2 separate regions of the Homo sapiens genome follow, and region 1 is linked to region 2. Evidence: read pairs that join two places in POLR2A ChIA-PET (ENCODE). Cell type or tissue: GM12878. All regions are shown on one strand. Links, peaks and the distances in the headings refer to the core of each region. The heading gives the core; the rest is flanking DNA. Region 1 overlaps QPRT (quinolinate phosphoribosyltransferase). Region 2 holds the start of PRRT2 (proline rich transmembrane protein 2).

The links. Peaks named below come from ENCODE experiments on the same cell type or tissue, not always from the same donor. Only the 100,000 strongest peaks of a DNase experiment are listed, where the experiment ranks them.
Region 1: POLR2A ChIA-PET joins it to region 2 with 10 read pairs; 13 of 35 experiments call an interaction of 5 or more read pairs at or near these places.

Annotation. Positions count from the first base shown.
Region 1 is chr16:29,681,639-29,684,536 of GRCh38, reverse strand. The region is part of intron 1 of QPRT (quinolinate phosphoribosyltransferase); the gene reads right to left. Among named protein-coding and RNA genes, the nearest start is that of QPRT, 3.9 kb to the right of the region's middle. In GM12878, for the core only: no CTCF peak of the experiment used is centred there; no DNase peak of the experiment used is centred there.
Region 2 is chr16:29,809,936-29,812,833 of GRCh38, reverse strand. MAZ (MYC associated zinc finger protein) reads right to left here. Exons shown (of 5, transcript NM_002383.4): 5 at 1,670-2,757. The coding sequence ends at 2,603. PRRT2 (proline rich transmembrane protein 2) reads right to left here and starts at 641. Exons shown (of 4, transcript NM_145239.3): 1 at 511-641. It overlaps MVP-DT (MVP divergent transcript), which reads left to right. Exons shown (of 4, transcript NR_186424.1): 3 at 2,661-2,799. RefSeq lists silencers at 639-788, 1,189-1,268. In GM12878, for the core only: no CTCF peak of the experiment used is centred there; a DNase peak (open chromatin) is centred at 1,493; H3K4me3 peaks cover 1,921 bases; H3K27ac peaks cover 26 bases.

The DNA.
Region 1 (2,898 bases), core at 93-2,592, 130 kb after region 2:
TCTCTACTAAAAATACAAAAATTGAACTCCGGGGCCAACATAGCAAAACCCCGTCTCTACTAAAAATACAAAAATTAGCCAGGCGTGGTGGTGGGCGCCTGTGATCCCAGCTACTCAGGAGGCTGAGGCAGGAGAATCGCTTGAACCTGGGAGGCAGAGGTTGCAGTAAGCCGAGATAGTGCCATTGCTCTCCAGCCTGGGCAACAAGAGCAAAACTCCGTCTCAAAAAACAAAAGAAAAAAAGAAAAAGTTAGCTGGGCATGGGGGTGCACGCCTGTAGTCCCAGCTACTCGCCAGCTACTCGGGAGGCTGCGGCTTGAGTCCAGGAGTTGGAGGCTGCAGTGACCTGTGATTGCACCACTGCACTCCAGCCTGGGTGACAGAGCAAGCCACGGTCTCTAAAATAAAATAATAAGATAAAGAACCCACAGGGCATGTCCAACAAAAAGAGAAGCATCATCAGGAGTGGGTACCTGGGAAGGAGAAGAGGGTTTTGGGAGGTGAGCAGAAGTAAATAGAAGGAAGACTGAGGATGGGGCTCTGCACTTAGCAACTGTGAGGCCTGTGCCAGAGCGGTTTTTGTGCCATGTGTCGGGGGCAGAAGCCACATTGTCATGCTCGAGGAGCGCACGGGAGGTAGGGAAGTGGGGGTGTTGGTGTGAACCACTCCTTTCAAGAGAAGTGGACACAGTGGGGCCTCTGCCTGGGCTGCACACCAGAATCACAGGGAGCTTTTCAAACTTTCAGATGCTCAGGCCCATTCCAACCCAGTGAACCAGAATCTCTGGGGGTAGTTTCCAGGGATCCAGGTTGGGGAAGAGCCAGCCCCCACCCTGCTCTGTGACTCAGATGCACATGAGGATCAAGAATCAATGCTCGGCCAGGGGCGGTGGCTCATGCCTGTAATCCCAACACTTTGGGAGGCCGAGGCAGAAGGATCGCTTGAGGCCAGGAGTTTGAGACCAGCCTGGGCAGCATAGTGAGAACCCATCTCTACAAAAACAATTTTAAAAATTAGCTGGGCATGGTGACACACGCCTGTAGTCCTAGCTATTCAGAAGGCTGAAGTGGGAGGATCCCTTGAGTCCAGGAGTTGGAGGCTGCAGTGAGCTATGATGGAGCTACTGCACTCTGGCCTAGGCAACAGGGTGAGACCCTGCCTCAGGGAAAAAAAAAAAAGAACCAATGCTCTCATAAGACCACATATTGGCTGGGCGTGGTGGTCACACCTGTAATCCCAGCACTTTGGGAGGCCAAGGTGGGCCTAAGATCACCTTAGGTCAGGAGTTCGAGACCAGCCTGGACAACATGGTGAAGCGCTGTCTCTACTAAAAAAATACAAAATTTATCCATGTGTGGTGGTGCACGCCTGTAATCCCAGCTACTCGGGAGACTGGGGTGAGAGAATCGCTTGAATCTGGGAGGCGGAGGTTGCAGTGAGCCGAGGTTGCGCCACTGCACTCCAGCCTGGGCAACAGAGTGAGATTCCATCTCAAAAAAAAAAAAAAAGAATCAGTCAGGTGTGGTGGCTCATACCTGTAATCCCAGCACTTTGGGGCATTTGAGACCAGCCTGTGCAATATAGTGAGACCCCTATCTCTAAATTAAACATTTTTTAATCAAAAAAATAAAGTTTCAAAGACTCTTAAAACATACTAACCAATCACAAAGTGTAGATTTTACTTAGATCCTAATTCAAACAAACTAAAAGCAAATTAGGCTATTTATGAAACCACTGGAATCTGGACATTGAATGTTTGATAACACCAAGGAAATTTTTAAAGTTTAGTTTTGACAATAGTATTGTGGTTGTAGTAAAAAGAAAAGTCTTTATCTTTTAAGAAAAAAACATGATGAGGCTGGGCGCAGTGACTTGCGCCTGTAATCCCAGCACTTTGGGAGGCCAAGGTGGGTGGATCACCTGAGGTGAGGAGTTCAAGACCAGCCTGGCCAGCACGGCAAAACCCATCTCTACTAAAAAAAAAAATGCAAAAAAATTAGCTGGGCATGGTGGTGGGCACCTGTATCCCCAGCTACTTGGGAGAGTGAGGCAGGAGAATCACTTGAACCTGGGAGGCAGAGGTTGCAGTGAGCCAAGATCACGCCATTATACTCCAGTCTGGGCAACAAGAGCGAAACTCCATCTCAAAAAAGAAAGAAAGAAAACATGCTGAGATGTTCACATATGAAAAGATTTGAGCCAGGCACGGTGGCTCATGCCTGTAATCCCAACACTTTTGGGAGGCTGAGGTTGGAGGATCGCTTGAGGCTGGGAGTTTGAGACCAGCCTGGGCAACACAGCAAGAACCCATCTCTAAAAAAAAAAAAAATTTATTTTAATTAGCCAGGTGTGGTGGCACACGCCTGCAGTCCCAGCTACTCCACAGGCTGAGGCAGGAGGACCACTTGAGCCCAGAAGTTGGAGGCTACAAACAGTGAGCTATGATTATGTTACTGCACACCAACCAGCCTGGGTGACAGAACAAGACCCCGTCTAAAAAACAAAAGAGGCCGGGTGCGGTGGCTCACACCTGTAATCCCAGCACTTTGGGAGGCCGAGGAGGCAGATCACAAGGTCAAGAGATCGAGACCATCCTGGCCAACATGGTGAAACCCTGTCTCTACTAAAACTACAAAATTAGCTGGACATGGCAGCAAGTGCCTGAAGCACGTGTAGTCCCAGCTACTCGTGAGGCTGAGGCAAGATAATCACTTGAACCTGGGAGGTGAAGGTTGCAGTGAGCCGAGATCCTGCCACTGCACTCCAGCCTGGTGACAGAGTCAGACTCCATCTCGAAAAAAAAAAAAAAAGAATCTGGATCTGCTAGCCTGGCCAACATGGTGACACCCCATCTCTACTAAAAATACAAAAATTAGCCGGGCATGGTGGTTTATGCC
Region 2 (2,898 bases), core at 191-2,690:
CCTGCGGGAGGAGTGCTCTACTCAAAGTCTTCTGCTTGGAGAGCCCTGGGGAAGATTAACCCTTTTGTAAACAGGACCTTCTCCAGGGTCTCTCCCTGGGTCCATCCAACAAGATCCAGACTCTCAGATCCCAGCACCCCAAAATCAACGAGCTGTGCAAATAGCACTCCGACAGGCCGACTGGGCAGAGGACCCGACATTCGCATTCCACTCCCTCTGCATCCTCCCCTCCTCCCTGGGCTCCCAGGCGGTGCGGGTTTTCTTGCTGCGCGTTTAGGGCGAGGACGCTCCCGCCCCTTTCTGGGGGACCTGGTTATCTCCTTCGATCCCCTGTCAGCCCCTCTCCCGGGGCTTCCCTCGCCTTCGGTGGGCTGGCGCCTCCTCCCGATGGTTCAGCCCGCCCAGCACCACCACCAGCCCTCCAGACACCCGCATTCCCGTGCAGTCCGCCCGGCGTCAGCCGTCGGTCGGTCCACTCCTACCCGCAGCCTCAGTCTGCCCGGGTCTCACCTCGACGCCGGCCTCCGGACAGCTCCCGCTGCCGCTGCTGGCTTTTGCAGCAGCCGCAGCCCGGGAGGGAGCAAGTCAGCTAGGGAGGGAGGGAGGCGGCGGGTCTCCCTCTTCTCCTCTCCCGTGTGCTCATCCCCTCCTCTCCGGTCCCCTCCCCTACGCTCCGCCGCCGTCGCCGCCCCCGCCCCTCGCGAGCCTCCGGCCCCTCCCGCCAGCCCAAGGGAGCCACGCGTTACCCAGGCAACCGGCCCGGGGACCACTCGCGCCCCCTCCCTGCCCCTTCTCACGCGCGCCTCCAGGAGAGACGCCTCCTTCTTAAGTCCCCGGCCCCTCCCGCCAACGGTCACCGGGATTCCTGGAAGAGACGGGGATTTGGGGGAAACGGAGAGGGTTCTGCGAGGAGACGGGACCAGTGAGACAGGCAGGACCGGGTGGAGGCGTCTCTACGAGCAGGAGGGCAAGGAAGATGGGGCAAGACGCGGGGAGGCTGCAGAGGAGGAGCAGGGTGGGGTTTGGAGAGAATGGAGCCTGCAGAAAGGAGCGGCAGAAACTGGCGCTGGAAGGCTCAAAAAAGGGGCCCTGGAAAGGACGGAGCGGGGACAGGAAAGGGAATTCCAAGGGGCAGGAGGAGCTGGGCAGAGGAGCCCGTGTAAACACAGAGTGGCCCATGCCCAGGATGAGGGACAGGTGCAGCTTTCATTCTCTACCTCGCTGCTCCCAGTCCTAGGGCTCGGACTCCCCAGCCTTTCCGCAGCCGCATCCACCCACCATGGCCTCAGGGCCGTGACGCGCGTGGGGAGGGATGCGGCTGGGGGCTGAGCAGCGGCCATGAGTGTGGACGGGGGAGGGCGGCATTCCCGTCTGGCAGCTCTGTTTGGGTTTCTGACGGGGCCTCTTCAAACCTCCAGGGGCTATTCTGGGCCTGTCCGAGTTGGGAATTCCCCAGAGACCTGGAACTTGCTCTCCACAGCCACAGCCTTGGCCCCGCCCTGTATCTGTGCTGCCGCCAGTAAGGCTGCCCCTGGGGAGGGCGGAGCCAGAACCTCACAGCCTCACAGGGCAGAGCAAGGCTGGATTGACGGACACCAGGCCGAGAAGAAACCCTTGGGGTTGGCGGCAGTTCTTAGTGAGGGCAATTCATTCAATCCAGAGCCAGAAACAGGATTTTATTTAAAATTTATTGTAATGGGGTCCGCGCAAAAGGAAGGGGTGGAGGGTGGGGTACATGCAGGGGACACAGGAACACGATGACATGGCCAGGGCCACAACTTCTTCTGTCGTGGGGAAGAGGGATGAAAAGACAAGACCAGGGCTGGAGCTGGGGTGGAAGAGGGGAGGGGGACACTGGCTGCATTCCCCCGCCCCCAGGAAGCACCTCTAGGCCCTGGACCCCTCGCTCACCCTGGCCCCTAAGACTCCATCTCTTCTCTGCCTCTGGCCCTCCTGGCTCTTCCTCCTGCTCCCCTTGACTTTTTCCCCTGACAGATTCTCAAGTAGGACGATGTTCAGGGCCTGACCCCAACCCCCCATACCACCTTATGAAGGTACAACCTTTGCCGGCCCTGCTTCTGCCCCTCCTCAAACCTCACCGCTTTCCCTCTTTGGGACAGCTCTGATCCCCCTCCTTCCTCTCCTCCCTCCCCCTGGAAAAAAAAAAAAAAGGAAAAGAAAGCACCAACTCCCCGGGGAGGGGCTGCAGACAGCAGGGGGAGAGGACTGGAAGGAGAGAAGAGGACCGTCGAGGGAAGAGGCTCACAAGTCCCTGGGAAGACAGGGCATGGGCTTACAGAGAGGAGAGGGGGTACGGGCAGTGGCTGCTCGTGTCCTCTGCCACCCCTGCCCACTGTCCAGGGGACTTCAACACAACCGAGGGGACAGGTTTGTGTGGGGTCAGGTCTGACAGAAGAGGAGCAGGAGAAACAAATCGTTAAAACCTAGCGAATTCCCCTAAGAAAACATTTCTTCCTCCTTTCCTTCTGGAGGCTCCTTGGTTGGTAGGGAAATAGGAGTTGGTGGGAAAAGAGGGGGGAGAGGAGCTTGTACCAAGGGACTCTACTCCATTCTCCCCTCTCCCCCGCAACCAACTTGGAGCTCACCAGGGTTGGGAGGGAAGTGGCTGAGAGCTCACAGGCACCCCCTCCGCCCCCGAGAGGGAGCCCACAGCTGTGGGAGGGGCTGCTACTGCTGCCGCTGCTGCCGCTGCCGCCGCTGCCGCTGCCGCCGCCATTGGACAAACCTCACCAGTACCTGCACAGGAGAAACACCACGGATCACAGCGCGATCTGAATGGCAAGAGCCTTGCCCTCACCCCACACCTTCCCAGCCTGCTTCCCCTGGGACACAGCCGTTGCTCACTTCCTATCTGGACCCCAGAGGCCTCAGCCTGCA